Linked DNA regions of Homo sapiens: regions 2 and 3 are each linked to region 1. A link is a contact called in ENCODE Hi-C or POLR2A ChIA-PET data. All regions are on one chromosome and are shown on one strand. Each heading gives the region's core, a stretch centred on a gene start or an enhancer-like site at or near the end of the contact. The rest is flanking DNA. Distances are from core to core; before and after follow the strand shown.

Region 1 (2,700 bases), core at 172-2,671:
CAGCCTACAGAATGGGAGAAAATATTCTCAAACTATGCATTTGACAAAGGTCTAACATCCAGAATCTATTAGGAACTTAAATCAACAAACAAAAAACAAATACCTCCATTAAAAAATGGGCAGAGGACCTGAACAGACACTTCGCAAAAGAAGACATGCAAGCAGCCAACAAACATTTGAAAAAATGCTCGTTAATAATCATCAGAGAAATGCAAATCAATTTAATGCAAAACCCCACAATGAGATACCATCTCATACCTATCAGAATGACTATTATTAAAAAGTCAAAAAACAACATGCTGGCGAGGCTGCAGAGAAAAGGGAATGCTTATATAGCTGTCAGTGGGAATGTAAGTTCCGCCACTATGGAAAGCAGTTTAGAGATTTCTCATAAAACTTAAGAGTTACCATTTCACCCAGCGATCACATCACTGGATATATACCCAAAGGAAAATAGGTCATTATTCCAACAAGATACATGCATTTATATGTTCATTACCACACTGTTCTTAATAGCAAAGACATAGAATCAACCTAGATGCCCATCAGGGGTGGATTGGATAAAGAAAATGTACATATACACCATGGAATACCACACAGCCATGAAAAAGAATGAAATAATGTCCTTTGTAGCAACATGGATGGAGCTGAAGGCTATAATCTTAATTAAGCGCGTTAGTGCAGGAACAGAAAACCTCATACTACATGTTCTCCTAAGTGGGAGTAAACATTGAGCACATGTGAACATAGACTTGGGAACAACAGATACTGCAGACTCCCAGAGCAGGGAGGGAGGGAGGGAGGGGGACGCGGGTTGAAACACTACCTAATGGTACTATGCTCACTACCTAGGTGCAATATACCCACGTAACAAACCTGCACATGTATGCCCTGCATCTAAAATAAAAGTTGAAATTGAGGCTGGGTGTGGTGGCTCACACTGTAATCCCAGCACTTTGGAAGGCCGAGGCAGACAGATCACTTGAGGCCAAGAGTTCGAGACCAGCCCGGCCAACATGGTGAAACACTGTCTCTATTAAAAAATACAAAACATTAGCCGGGCATGGTAGTGGGCACCTGTAATCCCAGCTACTTGGGAGGCTGAGGAAGGAGAATCACTTGAACTTGAGAGGCAGAGGTTGCAGTAAGCCAAGATTGTGCCACTGCACTCCAGACTGGGTGACAGAGCAAGGCTCTGTCTGAAAAAAAAAAAAAAAGAGAGTTGAAATTGAAAAAAAATAGACTGCTGGCAAGAAAACTAAACCATGTTTATAAAACTTCCATTTAAATGCTCACTAAAATGGACAAAGAAAAACAATACTAGGGAAGAAAATAACGTAGACATGAAATTTAAAAAGGCCCCAAATTCATGGTACAAACACTGAAAAGCACTCAGTCAAACTGAAACTGGAAGAGGATATCCTACCTTGAGACTCACACGCAGCTCTCAGCTCTGGCACATGGTGCAGGGTAGTGGTGATGGCAGGTACAATTCTGAAAGTGGTGTTGGCAGGTAAGAGGTGGGTGTTTGAGGGACAGAGTTTACCAGATTCTGAGAAGAAGGCAGGGCCCTTCTATCTGACCCTGAGTTATACACATGATAGGATGTGGATTCATAGAGTGTTTTGTACTAATGTTTGCATTTTACTTCCACCTAAGTAACTTTCTAGCCCCCAGGGGACGGGCAAAGGAAGAAAAGGTGAAGATGAATGACCAGACATGTGGGTTGCCCTGCTCAGCTGTGTCAGAACGGCTTGATCCTCAGCCCCGCACAGGACCACTCTCTGGCATGCACCAGCGGAGAAACTGGAGGCACACTGGCGCAGGAGCAGCCCCAGGCTTGAGGGCTTTTCCAGCCCTGTCTGTTTACCCACGTATGGAAATGTTTACTTTTCTATTTTTTACCTTAAATATGTAACACTGGTTTGACCAAACTCTCAGATTCATGGCACACTATCATCATTGGTAGGTGATGGTTTGCTACGGTTTTTAATAGCTGGTAAAGTGAACACCCAGTTCATTCTCCTCATTATCTCCTGGATTCCCGCCTACCGCCATCAGTCAGTATGCCCTACATTTTTCTTGACGTGAAGCACAGCCTGGAGAATATTCCCTGAAACAGCTCTTTAAACGCAATCCAAAAAAGGCATCATGCTGACTTAACCATGTTATGAGGTGAGTAAAACAACGTTGATTTTTAAAACTGTATATATTGGCTGGGTTCGGTGGCTCATGCCTGTAATCCCAGCACTTTGGGAGGCCGAGGTGGGTGGATCACCTGAGATCAGGAGTTTGAGACCAGCCTGGCCAACTTGGCAAAACCCCATCTCTACTAAAAATACAAAAAATTAGCCAGGTGTGGTGGCACATGCCTGTAATCTAAGCTACTCGGGAGGCTGAGGCAGGAGAATCCCTTGAACCTGGGAGGTGGAGGTTGCAGTGAGCCGAGATCGCGCCACTGCACTCCAGCCTGGGCGACAGAGTGAGACTCCATCTCAAAAAATAAATAAATACAAAATAAAACTGTATATATTATATCCACATTAAAATCTGAAGACCACCAAGGAGACTGGGGAGGAAGAGAAAACCCACAGTCAAGCAGTCCCCACTTTTTCCTCCCAGGATCGTCGTGGGAATATGCTGGGGGCGGGGGAATGAAAGATTTTAAGAGTTCATAAAAACTCACTTGCAGAGAAAGTA
Region 2 (2,700 bases), core at 86-2,585, 38 kb after region 1:
GTTTTGCCACAATGAGGGGAGGGCCTTTGGGAGGATAAAGCCCAGCATAGAAGAGAGCAAAGCCTGAGGCCTGCGGCATCTATGCCTGAATCCAGCTGTGCCTGAAGGTAGCGCTGTAGCTCAGGTTTCCAGTTACAAGAACCCATTCAACCTTTCTGCCTTAGCCTGGTTAGTATTGTGGTCCCACTGAACGTACCATTCAGGAGAATCACGTTTAAAAGTGGCACAAGACAAAGACATGAATCTGAATACCTTCAGACATAGTCTACAGCTCCCCCTGGTGGAAAACATTGTTTTTTAGAGTCCAGCTACTAGGCCTTAATTTTTATCCACCACGTGTCCCAATAGTCTGTATATATCTAGGTCAATTTAGAACATCTTTTCTAGTTCAAAAAGCATGTAATTGCTGCTATTTATAATCCTGATCACAGCCCATTCCGGTAATACTTTGTAATTCAGAACTATAATCCCCAACGAAACATGTCCCAGAATCAAGCAGTGAATGTAGAATGTGCTAGATCATTAGGACTCTTTTTTTTTTCTTTTTGAGATAGGGTCTCGCTCTATTGCTCAGGCTGGAGTGCAGTGGTGTGATCAGGTTCACTGCCGTCTCGACCTCCTGGGTTCAATGATCCTCCCGCCTTGGCCTCCCAAAATGCTGGTGATTACAGGCAGGAACCACTGTGCCCAGCCAGGAATCAATGTTTATAATTATCAAAAAAGAGACAAGAAGAAAGGAGGAAACACAAAACCATAATGCGGAAGAATGTTAAAATCCGGTCAAGTATAACTTCATTGATTTCTGGTTTCAAGGATTGTACCCCACAATTGTCTCTTTTCTCCCCACACGTCATGGAAATGATCAGAAAGAAGTAATTGTATGACAGTTTAAAAAATGAACTGTTCCGACCTGGAGCGGTGGCTCACGCCTGTAATCCCAGCACTTTGGGAGGCCGAGGTGGGTGATCACCTGAGGTCAGGAGTTCGAGACCAGCCTGACCAACATGGTGAAACCTCGTCTCTACTGAAAAAAAAAAATGCAAAATTAGCCGGGCATGCTAGCGCATGGCGGAGGTTGCAGTGAGCCGAAATCGCGCTATTGCACTCCAGCATGGGTAACAAGAGCGAAACTCGGTCTCGGAAAAAAAAAAATCTGTTCCAGCAAATGATAAAGCTGGAGAGAATGTTACTAACAGAACTGAAAATCTGAGGAATTTGAGGAAATGTGTTCTTCGTTGAGAGCAAAGTCACGCAGTGCTGAGCTGAGCACCCAGCGCAAAGGAGGGGCTCCCTAAAGGAAGGTGGAAAGGTCTCCCCAGTAGAGCTCCGCCCAGCCCCAGCTCTAAGCAGCGGGCCCCGGGCATCAGGGTTTCAGGGCTGAGGAATGTCCAGCGCCGCCCGATCGCGCCTCGCTTCCTCCATCACTAAACCACCGGGGGACTGACTGCCCGAGGCTGGTGCAGAAGCGGGTGCGGAAGCGGGAGAGGGAACGCGCGTGGCGCTCCAGCCGCCACCCCAACCCTGCCACTTCCGCAGCTGCCCGGGCGCCGCTGCACCCGGACCACTCTGCGGTCTACCCGCTGCGGCCAGAAGAAGAGAGACTCCGGGGAGGGTGGCCCTGCCGCACCCTGGCCTTCACAGAGCAGGGGGCGGAAGAGCCCAGGTGCCCTCGGTGCCTGCGCAACCTGAGCCCCGGCCGCCTCGCGCCTTATCCTTGGGGCTCCCCCTGGCGGCTAAGCCGGTCCCTGCAGGGAAACGTGCCCGTTGTCTCATCTGCATCCACTTAGCACCAAGACGGGGTAGCTGAGGGGGTCGGCGGAAGAGGAGAGGGGAGGCAGCAAAAGATGATCCATGCGGACGACCAGGGAGCCCACACCAGCCTCCAAGCGCGTCAGCCTCCAGCTCCACTCCCCAGGGTGAAGAGTCAACGGACAATCACCCCGAAGTAAGGCCCTACCGCCTCCTGAAAAAGGTGGTTAAAGAAGGGCAATCCGCTAAAGAATAGAGTACACGGGCCGGGCGCGGTGGCTAACGCCTGTAATCCCAGCACTTTGGGAGGCCGAGGCGGGCGGATCACGAGGTCAAGAGATCGAGAGCATCCTGGCGAACACGGTGAAACCCCGTCTCTACTAAAAATACAAAAAATGAGCCGGGCTTGGTGGCGGGCGCCTGTAGTCCCAGCTACTCGGGAGGCTGAGGCAGGAGAATGGCGTGAACCCGGGAGGCGGAGCTTGCAGTGAGCCGAGATAGCGCCACTGCACTCCAGCCTGGGCGGCAGAGCGAGACTCCGTCTCAAAAACAAAAAACAAACAAACAAACAAACAAACGGAATGGAGTACACGAATTATAAGTACAAGAATGTACTTAAAATATTCAAATTAATACCCTCAATAACATTAATGCCAGAATCTTGCATTCACAATAAAAAACTTGGTGTCCAAAATGTGGTACATCCATGCAATGGAGTATTATTCAGCCTCTAACAGGAATGAAATTCTTACACATGCTATAATGTGGGTGGACCCTGAAAACATTACCCTGAGTGAAATAAGCCAAATACGGAAGGACAAATCCTGTATGATTCCACCTCTACGAGGTACTTAGAATAGGTAAATTCATACAGGAGAAAGTAGACTAGAGGGGCCGTCGTTGTTTAATGGGTACAGAGCTTTTGTTGGAGATGGTGAAGAGTTTCAGGTG
Region 3 (2,700 bases), core at 92-2,591, 35 kb before region 1:
CAGGTTGAAGGGAGATTCTGAAATGAAGCAAGGCTCCTAATCATAGTCACAGGCAGGGAGCCATCTCAATTTCTGGAACACAGAACTGGGAGTGGGGAGACAGCAGGCATACCAGCACCCTTACATGCCAGAGAAGTGAGATTAACATGACGCGAAAATTAGCCTCTTCTCTCCCGTTCCATCTTAAAAAAAAAAAAAATTCAAACCATTGACAAAGAATTGCTAAAATGGGACCTGTTGCTCCCACACACCAGAGCCACCCTGGACAAAAGCCAACGTCCCAGCTAAGAAAACAGTCTGTCTTCTTCCCACGGTAACGTAGGCTTTGTTTATATCATCCCTTGGCCACTCCATCCTGAAAATGTAAGACTGGCACAGTCAGTAGATGGGGGCGAGTTCGTCTAGGAGCCTCCCCAACTCAGCATCAACACCTCCCAGGGCGTTCCCTCCTGCCTTCGGCTCATCTCTCTCATCACATGCCAATCCTGGGATCTGAGAGAGAGTAGTCTTGACATCAGCCCCCGCGAGGCTGCAGCTCCCACCTTCCTTCGGCTGTAGCTTCCGAGTTCCTCGGTTACAACGTGCAACGGGTCAGGTGGCCAATGTCCTTGATCTCCGCACAGTAGAGCACTGGGGGAAAGAAGAAGGGTTAGTGGCAGCAGGAGCATGCCAACGAACCTCGGTATTCCTCGGCGCTCTCTCCCCTGCATCCTCCCCGGGCAGCCCCTCACCGTTGCTAGGCAGCGGACGCCGCCAGCGCCGCGCAGGCCCCAGGACCCTGTCCCAGAGCCGCCGGAGCGCGCGCCACCCAGCACTCCTAGGCCCCGCCCCCTTCTCGCTCTCCCCTTCTTCCTCCGCCTCTCCGTCAGCGTCGCTGCTTTCCTTGGCCGGGTTCCCAGCCTCATCTCGTTCGCACTTGGCCCGCGCTTTTTCCTCCAATCGCGACCACAAGTCCGAGTCAAGAGCCATCTCCGTGAGGCCGCCGCGAGGGAGCTGCGAGGGCGCGCGGCAGAAGGGGCACGTGACCACGCGGCGCAGGCGCACCACGCGCGCGGCCGCCCCGCCGCCGTCCCCGCGCGCCGCCAGCTCGCGGAGGCAGGCGGTGCAGATCGTGTGGCCGCAGCGGGCGCGCGCCGTTCCGGGCAGGCGGCGGGGCGCGCGGCACCCGAGGTTGAAAGGACGGTAGCAGATGTTGCAGTCCAGCTCGCCCCGCTCCGGAAGAGAGGGTACCCTCACCAAGAGCTGCATCGTGCCCGCCGCGGACTCGAGGACGTCGCTAACGCGGCCAGCTCCGTGAACAGAACGAGCACACTCTCCTGGGGCCGGGTCGGGTCCTGGGGCCGGCGCCGCGGCCTCTTTCCCCTTTAAATAGGGGAATAAGTGAGGCCCCACCCTTCGGAGCGTCACGCCTTGATCGGGCCGCTCCCTGTGGCGGCACGTGTGGGGGCGGTGGAGGCTTGAGGCCGGGAATGACAGCAATGATGGAGTCGGGGAGGCGGCCCAGGCCATGCCAGGACCGGAGCCCTGGGGGCCAAAGCACCCATTCCTCCCTACTCCCGGGGGAGCGGGGTGGGGCTTTCCTTCTTCCCCCAACGCAACGCCAGCGCTCCTTAATTCTACCATGTACAAAGCCCCGGGTCTCTCTCTGCGCCTGAGCCCTCAGTCACTGGCACAAGTCTCTAAAGCCCCCTCCGCCTATTCAGTTGCTCGCAGTTAGTTTCACAATCCCACCCAGTTTCCAAACACGGCCCGTTCTGCCCAACCTTTAGTGGTCCCTGGGCCTTTGAATCGATTTTGCCCTCAATTCTCATTATAGATGACCTCTCTGTGTTGTTTGTAAGGCTGGCTTCCTAAACTTCATTCTCCCCAAACTGCTTAACTCTCAGCTGGTATCTCAGCCTAAGGAGGGACCTAGATGCCAGGACCATGGCTTTAGGAATGCTGGGAATCCTTTCCTTCCGGAGGCCTGGACACCCACACATCGTGATGGCCCCAGCAAAGCTCCCCAGCATAAGTTCTGACTCAGGGGTCTGACTTCTCCCACTGGTAAACAGGACATGGTACTCACAACCCACATTCCCCTCATGGTGCCACACCCACACACAGCTGCCTCCTCACCCTCCTCTCCTGGACCTGCAGCCCAGGTTCTGTTATGGAGGGTGATAACACAGTCTAGAGCCAGCTGGCTTGAGTTCAGATCCTAGCTTCCACCTCTTACTAGTTGTGACACTTTGAGCAAGTTACTTAATTTCTCTGGGCCTTGGTTTCCTAGTTTTAAAAATGTGGATAATAATAATGAGGACTGAATGAACTTATATGTGTAAGGTGCTTCAAATGGTGTCCAGTACACAGTAAAACACCAGGTAAGTACTATATTAGCTACTATTGTTATCCTGTGCCCCCAGCCTATACTGAATTCACATTAACTTCTGAGTACCCAACATTTTCTTTTTTTTCTTTTTTTTTTTTTTTTGAGACGGAGTCTTGCTGGGTTGCCCAGGCTGGAGTGCAGTGGCACCATCTCGGCTCACTGCAAGCTCCGCCTCCCGGGTTCATGCCATTCTCCTGCCTCAGCCTCCCGAGTAGCTGGGACTACAGGCGCCCACCACCACGCCCAGCTAATTTTTTGTATTTTTAGTAGAGACGGGGTTTCAATGTGTTAGCCAGGATGGTCTCGATCTCCTGACCTGGTGATCCGCC

What was found. A loop is a pair of places that touch in the nucleus more often than their neighbours do. ChIA-PET counts read pairs that join two places held with the same protein, here RNA polymerase II (POLR2A). Pooled maps may share reads with other maps.
Region 2: a loop to region 1 is called in a pooled map, with 4 times the contacts of the local background. The contact joins two enhancer-like sites. A Hi-C loop is called at or near these places in 5 of 168 maps with a recorded cell type or tissue (CD14-positive monocyte, CD8-positive, alpha-beta T cell, left colon and 1 more), 2 of 37 single-sample maps with no recorded cell type and 12 of 50 pooled maps. POLR2A ChIA-PET finds 5 or more read pairs at or near these places in 8 of 52 experiments (AG04449, Caco-2, GM10248 and 4 more).
Region 3: a map of naive thymus-derived CD4-positive, alpha-beta T cell shows a loop between it and region 1 (6-fold over the local background). The contact joins the promoter of RNF227 here to the enhancer-like site in region 1. A Hi-C loop is called at or near these places in 2 of 168 maps with a recorded cell type or tissue (naive thymus-derived CD4-positive, alpha-beta T cell and psoas muscle), 4 of 37 single-sample maps with no recorded cell type and 13 of 50 pooled maps. POLR2A ChIA-PET finds 5 or more read pairs at or near these places in 10 of 52 experiments (CD4-positive, alpha-beta T cell, CD8-positive, alpha-beta T cell, H1 and 6 more).

What each region holds. Positions count from the first base shown.
Region 1 is chr17:7,950,175-7,952,874 of GRCh38, forward strand. No RefSeq gene overlaps it. Among named protein-coding and RNA genes, the nearest start is that of CNTROB, 19 kb to the left of the region's middle. Within about 2 kb of position 1,422, at least 5 of the 41 ENCODE cell types and tissues checked have a DNase peak (open chromatin) inside an H3K27ac peak, as active enhancers do.
Region 2 is chr17:7,988,621-7,991,320 of GRCh38, forward strand. No RefSeq gene overlaps it. Among named protein-coding and RNA genes, the nearest start is that of GUCY2D, 13 kb to the right of the region's middle. Within about 2 kb of position 1,336, at least 25 of the 41 ENCODE cell types and tissues checked have a DNase peak (open chromatin) inside an H3K27ac peak, as active enhancers do.
Region 3 is chr17:7,914,948-7,917,647 of GRCh38, forward strand. RNF227 (ring finger protein 227) reads right to left here and starts at 1,342. Exons shown (of 2, transcript NM_001358699.2): 1 at 732-1,342; 2 at 1-630. The coding sequence starts at 1,248. The coding sequence ends at 575. RefSeq lists an enhancer at 60-993 and a silencer at 972-1,281.